2 separate regions of the Homo sapiens genome follow, and region 1 is linked to region 2. The links are chromatin loops, found by intact Hi-C in ENCODE. Cell type or tissue: IMR-90. All regions are shown on one strand. Each heading gives the region's core, and the rest is flanking DNA. Links, peaks and the distances in the headings are about the cores only. Region 1 overlaps LRMDA (leucine rich melanocyte differentiation associated). Region 2 overlaps LRMDA (leucine rich melanocyte differentiation associated).

What was found. Peaks named below come from ENCODE experiments on the same cell type or tissue, not always from the same donor. Only the 100,000 strongest peaks of a DNase experiment are listed, where the experiment ranks them.
Region 1: a loop joins it to region 2, with 4 times the contacts of the local background. A loop is called at or near these places in 2 of 110 quality-filtered maps.

The regions. Positions count from the first base shown.
Region 1 is chr10:76,190,129-76,195,515 of GRCh38, reverse strand. All of the region lies in intron 5 of LRMDA (leucine rich melanocyte differentiation associated), which reads right to left. Among named protein-coding and RNA genes, the nearest start is that of MIR606, 640 kb to the right of the region's middle. In IMR-90, for the core only: no CTCF peak of the experiment used is centred there; a DNase peak (open chromatin) is centred at 2,415; H3K27ac peaks cover 1,993 bases.
Region 2 is chr10:76,249,994-76,255,380 of GRCh38, reverse strand. All of the region lies in intron 5 of LRMDA (leucine rich melanocyte differentiation associated), which reads right to left. Among named protein-coding and RNA genes, the nearest start is that of KCNMA1-AS1, 640 kb to the left of the region's middle. RefSeq lists a silencer at 3,116-3,410. In IMR-90, for the core only: no CTCF peak of the experiment used is centred there; a DNase peak (open chromatin) is centred at 3,200; H3K27ac peaks cover 955 bases.

The sequences.
Region 1 (5,387 bases), core at 84-5,083, 60 kb after region 2:
CCTCAATTTTCATCTGAGCCCTGCAATCCAAGCAGTTTTCACTACCTATTTGAATTTTTTAAAGATGTATGGGGCAATCAAAGGTGCTGAGTGCTAATTAGATGGACAAATGAATGGTCACCCTCAAAAGGCACATTATGCCTAGTCACAGCTCTTCTGAATGCCCTGGTCGCTACTTTAATAGCTCTGTGACTTTCAATGGTACAAGGTCAAGAAGAGTTGCCTTTTGCTGGAACCTTCCCAACAGACCCCATTCTGCCCACCAGAACCGGAAGTTGTGTCTTTGCAAAAGCAACCAGTTAGAATGGGAGGAATGCAAGCCTTTGTTTCACCAACATGATGTCAAATTATTAGTAGGGGGCACCTTTTGTTTTTGCTGAATGGTCTGGTTTTCACTCCCTCTGGCATTTTAGGAACTGAGTAGGCACAACTTTTGATGAAGGGAATTCCATTCAATGTACAATTAGGAGGCCTGTAAAAATGAATCTCAAGAGTGGCTTTGACCAAAGAGCATCCCAGGAAACACAAGTTTCACAAGATGCTTTGTAGAAAAAAATAAGTTTTCACAAATAATTTTAGGAAATTATATAAAATTAGGACACATTCCATCATTGTCTTGGAGATTCATATTGTACTTTGGAACATTAAAGGCTTGAGAAGCTGCAAAGAAAGGAAGCTTGCTTGACTTTGTTTGATAGAGTATTTTGTGGCCTTTTGATAAAAAATTCCTTTTTCATATAACTCCTTTCTGGATCATCAAGCACATATTGGACTTTCCATCCAAGTGTCTGACCCATGGTCTGTCTGCAGAGACAGGTTGATATGGTAGCTAGAGCACTTCCAGTGAATAACTTAAGCACTGGAGAGAACAAAGCCTAACGTTTTCCAACTGCCTCATAAGCTAAGAAGCTACATCTTACAGATCCAACATGAGACTTTGCACCTTTCAGGATTCCCATGTGTGCCACAAGTATTATCAAAGCAGCAAAATAATGCCTGGACATGTGAGCCTATGTGAGATTCAAGCTCATAATTCTATTATGTTCATTTTTCTACTCTTCATTCCTTTCTCTCTTCATCCTACCTTGTGTACCCGGATACCCAAACAGTGTTAGAGCCCAGGCATCCCTGACTGCCCCATGACAAAAAAATAATGGAAGCAGATGTCAGGAAAGAAGTGTTAGGAGCCTCAGATTTTCCCTTCCATTTTCCAAGGGCATGGGATGCAATTGAGATGCTCCTGATTCCAAAAACTTTTTCTCAAAACACAAATCTTATCCTGTTCTTGTCCATCCGAAATAACTCAGTGGTTCCCCTACTACAAACAGGCCAAATCTAAGCACTTCTGCAACAGACTCAAAATTCTTCATACTCTAGTCCCTGTATACCTCTTAGCCCAGTGGTAACCCCAACCTCCTTGCAAATGTTGCTCAAGCAATACTGCACACCACTAATTTTCTGCTATATCCTGTCCCTTCAAGTCTCTGTACCTTTGCACTGGCTCTACTCCCTGCCTGAATAAATGCCATTATTTGTCCACCATCAAAATATCAAGTATGGGTTGACGCAAGTTAGTGCTTTCAAGCTAAATAATGAATACACAGATTCTACCTCCTCACTTTACAGTCATCATTTCTCCTGAAAGCTCCAGTTAGAATTAGCTTCTCCTGCTGCAGGCCTCTCCTTATACACATTTTATCACATTTTACTATAATTTTCTGCTTGGATCTCTGACTCCCTAGGGCCATGCTTTACTCATTTTTGAAGCTCACTGCCTATCACAGTGACTGGCACATTGCAGACAGCAACACATTTTTGTTTTCTGGTCAGTTTCATGGGCATATATTCTGTTCACTGTCATTGAAGATTGCACAGCTACTAGAAGTACATAAAAAATAAGGGCACATTCATCTTAGCTTCTTCTCTTCCCAGAGATATGCGATAATAATAACATCTGGTGTATTTGGGATTAAAAATAACAATAAAACAAAACTCAATATTCTAAAAGAGCCTAAGGATCCCCAGATGAATTTTCTGGGAAAGTTCTTGGTCAAATGACACCACCAGTTGTTAGCCTCAGAGGTGCCTTTCCTTTAAATACCGGATCTTTCCAGTCATGGACTTCCGAAATCACTTTAAAAGAGAATGATTGAAGCAGGGAGCCTAATTATTATTTAAAATGACACAATGAAAACAGTCTGCAATCAAAGACATGTTTAAATTTTTTAAGTACAGAAACAAAAACAGTGATACTTTAATGGAGCACTATCCCCTGCGATGGCAAATATGCATTTCCATCTTGGCTCCCCGCTTCCTTTATCTTCCATCACATTGCTAACAGGCCTGACTTTGCAGGAACAGCAAGGAAACTCCGACACATGTACAGCTTCAAGAAACACGCTCATATCTCTAACTAAATATTTATGCAACCTAGCCTTAGTCCAGCGATGACCACTCTCCAAAGCATTTTATATAGCATTTATAGAAGCCATAAATGTTTTAAAAGAGGAGGGGCATACTTAAAAACATTTTATAAAGTCTTTAATTTGCTTTCAAATATATTGTAAGGCATTATGAGTCACAGAGTTCATAAAGTAGTGGGATATATGCATACCTTTTCAGGCCTTCAATTTAACTTCACAACACATTGTTCGGAGCAGTGCAAGTCTGAGCTCTACCTAACTAAATCACAGGGTAATAGACTAGAGAGAGCACGCCCATTCTTACCTTTAGCAGGAATGACTACAAAGAGTTCCAAGTTAGTCCTACTCTTTTTAGAAATTGCTGGGAAAGATTTCTAAAAAATTTCCCTCCATAATAGGATGTCTTAATTTATGACAGTTTAAATGAATCTTATGTTGCTGCTTAAATCACATCCAGCCAATGAAATTTTAACTATCAACAAGAAACAGCAATTTTCAATACCCCTCCTATTTTAACCATTTCATTTTCTGAGATATTCAGGGAGCCATGCATTCAATAGCTGGTATACCTCAAGATGATTGGCATTGAAATAGCCAGGGCTGATCTTAAGATGCGTAAAATTACTCAAACTCAAGAAGTTCCATCTGCATGTTGACTAGTCGCAGGCCTTTTGGAGGGCTATTTTTGTCAAATGGAACAGCTGTAGTTTCTTCTCTTGGCCCCTGGTCTGATCAATTGTTAAATAAAGAACTGGACAGTTGGGACAATCTGCACCAAAATCACCATGGAACTTACTGAAGAAAATGAAGAGTCCCAAGCTCTGTGTCATATCTAAGAAATTAGACTCACTGGAGGTGGTTCCCAGGAATCTGCATATTTAACAAGCACTCTAGAATATTCTAAAAGAGCACACTAGAATCTAAGAACCAAGGAAGCAAGTGACTGCTGTTTACTTTTAACTTAGGAGTGTTGGTAACAGACTTGGGAAGCATATCACCCTATCCAATGCCAACAAGTTTTTCACACTTACACAAAGGACTAGACGACCCTACTCCATAGATGTTTTCCCCACAGGCATACCGCACGCGAGACCTGGGTTTGTTATTCTGCTGTCTTGGCCAATTTGCCCACAAGTCTTTTTCTGTACCTCCCATGTGTTCTTGCTCATTTTGAACCTGGTGCCACTCCCAGAAGATGTCCTGGAACCTTTGTCATGATCAGGGCCTGTGTGGGAAAAGGCTTTTTCTAACGATCGTTTCCAGTGACTTGGAAGTAAGTTGGATACATCACTTATAAATAATCTCATGCCCTTTGCAAGGTAATCGAAAGAGTCATTTTGGCATTTCCTTAACCAGCCACTGGAATCCCTTCATGGGATTTAAGGACCCAAACTGCAGACAGTCTGTCACTAAACAGCTGCTTTCACTGCCCTCCTAAAAGGGCCCTACAGGGTGGTTTCCATGCCTCAGAAATCTGACATTTAGAAGCAAACACCTGCCTTCTATCCACTCTCCAACTCACCAGCCACATTCCCCAAGTTGCCTAGCCATTAGCTCAAACACAGACTCTCAATTCAGTTGATTTAATCTAAGGCAGTCATGGGCATCAGCCTCTTATCAGGGGCTGAGGTGTTTGGGGAAAGGTTAGAAGGAATGAAGTGACAAAGGATTCAAATATCCTGCAGTTAAATTGAGTAAATAGCCGCTCATTTCAAAGCTTCAGATTTGGAAAGAAAACAGCTCAGGGCTATAGAGGAAAATGGGGAGGGGACACTCAACACCATCCAGGATCTATGTATTCTGTCTGATTTATTTAAATAGAAAGAGACATAGTGCATTTATAAGAATCACTTTAGCTTTTGTATTTATCAGTGCACCCCATCTTACCGCCATTACAGCTCTGACAGAATAATTAATTTCAGTCAATCAATCATTTAACAAAAACTCGCAGGTGACCTCAACATACCATATAAGCCACAGAGAACTAGTCACAACAGCAGTCTTCAAATTCCCTTGGAAAGGAAAATTAAGCCTGCTATGTGTGGCTTGGGGCAACCTAAGCCGTAAATCTCTCTTTTCTGATCTCTTCATATAGATGAAAGAGCAAAGCCGCTCGGGGTTACATACAACAATTATGTGTTCACCAAACTTAGGGAATCAGCTTGCAGACAGCCCTAATCATTACCAATTAACCACGTCTGCTGACATCCTGTAAGAGCTGCCCCAGTGCTGCTGAATACCCGGCCCTCCCTTCAGGCAACCAATCCCTTATATTACAGCGTATGTGTTTTGGAAGGCCTATTAATGTTTGTTGACAATTCCAAATAGAGGTCACCTGTTGTCATGGTGCAAAATACCCTCTTTCCCCCTCTGAATGCTAGGCAGGGAGGGCAGCTTTGTTAGAAACACTTCAATGCATTTCTATATTGCCACCAACATTCAGATCTGATGAAAAGAGATTTAGGGTCTCCCAACTTTTCAATGGCAATTCCCACCTGCTACCACACACCCATCTGGGACTGAAAGGAATCTCCTCCTTGGATAATAAACTTGACAGAATGTGTTCAGGCCCTAGGCCTCCAAAGGAAAATGTCCAGTCACTGGCAGTCAAATCAAAACATGAAGATTTACCAAAATTGTCAGAAATGTAAACCTTGAAAAAGGTTTTCATTCCACTGGAGGCAAAGTGGCCTTTTCCCATTTAAATTATTCTCATTTAATCCCTAGACCCCCAGAACTTGCATTTAGGGATTCTGTTGCCAATTTTGCACAGAAGTCTTTTCCTGTACTTCCAGGGCGTATTCTTGTTCAGCTTGAAAATGATGCCACTTTAGAAAAATCCGAGTGGAAATTTTTTTTTTAAATCCTAATTTAATTAAATGTAATCATTGTTTAATTACTTAATCCAGTTCAATTTCTCTCATTTGTGCCGAGGAAAGAGAAGCATTCTGCAAAAATGACCAG
Region 2 (5,387 bases), core at 136-5,135:
ACAGAGGAAATGCAACACACAATCATCAAGCACTCTCATAAATCCTTGCTGACTTAAGGACAGCGGAAGATTGCCTTCTTTGGTAGTATTAATTGTGAGTCACTTTTAATTTTGGTTGGCCCAAACTTTATGTTCTTTCTTAGCCTTCAAAAGTTCATTTTGCACCATAAAATTATTTTATTCTTCATAGAGAAAAAAACAAAAGGCAATGAAAGACTTGATTTTAATGACCTTTTTGGTGACTCACTTTCTAATTAAGAAAACTAGAAAAGGTCTGGGGGGAAAGCCCAAAGAGGTGAACGAATAAAAGAACAAATCATGTTGCTGGCTATGAGCAGATCAGTTGATTTGAAAGGCTGAGTGAAAATAGGGAAAGTCTGGAAGGTTAGGCCAAAAAAGTACATTGAGTTCAAGGTTAAGTGGACCTCAGAAGCCAGGCTAAGGGTTTGTGGCTGTAACCCAAATGCGAGGAGGAGGCCCTAAAGGTTTTTCAACATGGAGTTGACATGATAAAGGCACATTGTTCCTATAAAACCGGTCGTAACTTCTAAAATAAAATGAACTTGAACTAAACTCACGGTGGTGGGTAATCATGCCCAGAATGTGACAGTGGAAGAGAACACCTTGCTGAAAAGAAAGGTATTTCCAATAGAGAGAGAGGAGAGGAGAAGAGGTGAAGAGGGAAAATCCTTTTTGGAAACCAGGAAAATCAGGCAGAAGTGCATTTAGTGAACATATTCAAAAAGTAGCAACATAATATACATTATATAGCAGAACAAATGCCAACATGATCAAACTTAAAAAATAAAAAGATTGGTGGTATGGAAGATATGAGACCCCTAGGAGAAAGTGACCGTGCCTAATTGGAGATAACTTTGCATATTTTGGAACACAAATATATGAATACTCTTGATTGGATTTGCTTTATTTTTAAGAGACTATAGCATTTCAGTATAGTATAGTATAGCATAGCATAGCATAGCATAGCATAGCATAGCATAGCATAGCATAGCATAGCATAGGATAGGATAGGATAGGATGGTATGGTATGGTATGGTATGGTATGGTATGGTATGGTATAGTATAGTATAGTATAGTAATTTCCACAGATATTGATCCTAATAGGACATGAAATTCAAGAAGGAAGGATGCTACTAAAAGTGAAATTCTGAGTATATAATTATGAATATTGACAACAAGGAAGGAAGGTTGGGGAAGCTTGAGGATAGGGAAGCAGTGAAAGAAACCAAACTAGTATAACTGTATGGGGCATATTCTAGTGAATTCAGATTTTAAGAAGTCACTTATGAAAACCATGCTCAAAGGAAGAAAATAAGTCTACTGTTGGAAAATGGTTGTTAAAAAAAGAAATCCCAAATGACAGAGGAAAGGCAGAATGATTAAAACTAAGCTCTTGTTTTGTCATTATTTTCTCCATCATGAAATTATATCCTTGGGCTAGACTGATGAGTGAAAAGTAAAAAAGAAAAAAGAAATGGAAGAATGAGGCCCTAGAGAGCTTATGAGACATAGGAGATGCCTGGTGTCTAGACCTATACAAATAGTATCTTATTTTACAATAGCAACAACAAAAAAATTCTTATAGATCTGCTCATGGAAACAATGTTACTAATATTTGAAAAAATACAGATAAAAAGCAAATTTGGGCAAATATTTTTGTTGATTTTTTAAAGGAGGAACAGAAGATTCTAAAAATAATGACACTAAAATTGTAAAAAATTATGTTAAATATATGATATATGAGCACGTTGAAAAGATAGTAGCAACTTTTAAGAGCTAGTACATCTTTTTACCTAGAATGAGCTAGGCCAAATCAATCTCTCTCTCTCTCTCTCTCTCCCCCTCTCTTCTCCACTCCCTTTCTCTCTCTCTCTCTCCCTCCCTGCCTTCTAGCTCTGTCTTTTAGAAACAGTTATTCAGCTGGTAGATCAGTGAGACCATAAACATTATAAATTGATTTCAATAAGACATCTAACAAAAATCCCCCATGATATTGCTTTGCAACAAATAAAATAAATGAGATGCAATTCATAGCAGATCAATTAACTACATCAAAAAAATGTTGATCCATGAATCAATGTCCTTAAACCTACCCACAGGACTCTATCCTTGCCTCCAGACTGTTGAATAAAACCCAGAAATCTGTTCTAACAATAGGCTAAACCCAAAGACCCATAATATGCAAAACAAAGCAAAAGTACCCACTTAGATCTGAAAACTCAATTTCCCAAGCAAGGGATGGGAGAGTTTTGCTGGGCAGTCGCTTATATAAAAATAAAAGCCCAGAAAGCACTGGTTGACTCTGAGCTATGTTACAATAACACACGGCAGATGCCTGGCCTCCCTGGAAGTTGCCCCGCTCATACACAACTGTCTGCATGTCCTGGGTGGGATGCGGGATGAAATGTTTCTTCCAATCCTCAGGTTCCACGAGTCTAATATCAATATGAATTCCTGCCTGGTGACCTGTGTGAGTATTGCTCAACAACTGTAGAGGAAGAATTGCAGAAAACGAAGGCGATTACAAGTTTTTCTAAAGCCACTGATTTTATCACAAGCCACATACAGAAACCTTCCCAATATCTGCTAATTACCAAAAGGTAGTGATCCTCCAATATCTAGCAGTAGGACACACACCCCAGCTGACCAAACCATGAGTTTAAGACAGGCAGAAAAACCTAACATCTCCCTACCATGACAAAGGCAACTAGAATTGCCAAATCCTATACACAAAACATTTAATTTATAACAGTTAAAACCTGGCCTCTGACCAAGTCCAAAAGAACTATGTCTTATTTCACTTGCTCTTGAATATGTCTCTTTCAGAGATAAATGGCTCTGCTCTTGGCCAGTCCTCCCCTCTGTGTGGTGTTTTGTTTAGCTGGGCTTATGACAAGCCAAGAGTTGATGCATCTGCTTGAATGTGTAATTTACCTCTCTGGTCAACTTAGCTTTTTTTTCCTTGACAATATTATGTCAAACAATCACATCACAACTGGCTCTGATCTCTTTGTTGTTAGCTAATAAATTAAAGAGTATTTATTATCTGCAATCCTTTTTTCCTCTTTTAATGGTGACACATTTGTGGTGAATTACAGGGCAGCTTTATAAACTAGGCTCCAGGCCAGTCTCAGGCCCTGCGTCCATGTGAACGTTCCTTCTCCCGGTTGGCCTCCCGGACTGGTGGTAAATCAAGGCAGCTGTCACAGTACACTAAGTTAGTGTGCGTCATTGGGGAGAGCAGGAAGCGTTGGGGGTATAATTCTGTCCATCAAACTAATATGTTATATCAGTAGCTTTGTAATCTTCTGCCATAACTTATGGGAAGTGACACCTAAGAATTCACTTTGAAGGCAATGTGTTTCTTAGACTTTAAGTCAAAACAGACCCGATTCACAGCAACAGTTCCTCTGTTTACATGAGTGGATTTCTAGTGCCGGGGAACCAGGTCCCTATCAATGTGGCAGTATTTAACACGCTCCACCACCGGCTGGACTCTGTTTACAGCCCTCACGGCAGGATTTGTAAACTTTTCAAACAGGGTTTCTTCTCTTCTTGTTACCCTTGCCTTAACCTCCAGTAGCGGGATAGATAAACATGCTCCTTGAATGTTATCATGACAAAGCAAACCTCTGACAGATGGGAATGAATGGGTGACCCATTTCCCTTGTCCGGTCCCCTTCAACCTTTGTCTTGACAAATGTGGGAAATGGCTCTGGAGGACAGAAGAATACTCACACCGCTATGATAGCACTGTCAGCTTTGTGCTGTTGCTAAATGTCCACATGATACTTAGAAGCGACGGGAGGGCCGGGCGCGGTGGCTCACGCCTGTAATCCCAGCACTTTGGGAGGCCGAGGCGGGTGGATCATGAGGTCAGGAGATCGAGACCATCCTGGCTAACAAGGTGAAACCCCGTCTCTACTAAAAATACAAAAAATTAGCCGGGCGCGGTGGCGGGCGCCTGTAGTCCCAGCTACTCGGGAGGCTGAGGCAGGAGAATGGCGTGAACCCGGGAAGCGGAGCTTGCAGTGAGCCGAGATTGCGCCACTGCAGTCCGCAGTCCGGCCTGGGTGACAGAGCGAGACTCCGTCTCAAAAAAAAAAAAAAAAAAAAAAAAAAAAAAAAAAAAAGAAGCGACGGGAGATAACCTTCAATGGACAGTGTGCTTTTCTAAGTCATGATATCAGTGTGACCAGACTTAGACCATACGTCCTCTGAAAGCAATGCGTTATTTTCTAGGATTTGCTGTTGGATTGTCCCTGTCTTCCCCCACTCTCTCTTCCTTGGCTGTTTTTCTCAGCAGGCCAATGAGAGAAGCCCTTTGGGGAAGATTAAGTAGTTTTGTGAGCTGCCATCTGATGGAAAAGAAATCTACAAGAACTGTTCAAAGGAGCTCTTCCTCCCCCAGGCACAAGACTAAATATGCACAGTAAAGAAATTTGAAAAATGCCTGCCCTTGCCATCCCCAATACCCCTCTGATTGATAGCAGAGAGGGTTTGCTATGATAATTCTACTTTGACAGGTCCCAGGCATAAATCCCACAAAGTTGTTGCTCTAGTTTGACAACCTTGGAGGGCTCCAGTTAGGAACAGGAAACAGGCCTCTATTTTTCACCCTCAATGCTCCTTCAGGTGCAAAGAAAAGACTGTATGGAAAAAATAATTTCTTATCTAAGGGGGAAACCAAATTCAAAGCAGTTTTAATACTTATTCATCAGAAAGAATGTCCAATGGAGAAAAATGTGACCTCAGTCCTGCTTCTTCAAACTTAAATTGAAATGCTCCAAATACGAGATTTGAAACCTATTCATGATGAGAAACGGATACCCTTTTTTCATTTTTTGGTTTTCCAAAGTTATGTTAGTATTCTCCTTCAAGGTCAGCCTAGAAATGTATCATAATATTTTATAAAAATCATTACTTACAAATGAAAGTACATACATATCATAACATCCATAATTTATCATCAAAGCTTGCAATGTGCCACCCTCTGTATCCCATTATATCCACTCAATTCTCATAACCACCTTAAATGAGTAGAGTCTCAATTTATAGGAATGCAGTTAAAAAGAGAGTCAAACTAATGAATTTTTTCCAGGATACATCTTTCAATCTTGCTTCACAATATGCCAGGGGATCTTTGGGAATCAGTGCACCTTCCCTCTCCCCTTCTCCAGCTGAAGAATGATAACTCAGCAATGAGAACCTTAGTCATGAAATCATATTCAACTGTGTTAAATGAAAAATTTGTGGCCCAGTGAGGTGGCTCACACCTGTAATCCCAGCACTTTGGGAGGCCGAGGCAGGTGGATCACCTGATGTCAGGAGTTCAAGACCAAGGTGGCCAACATGGCGAAACCTCA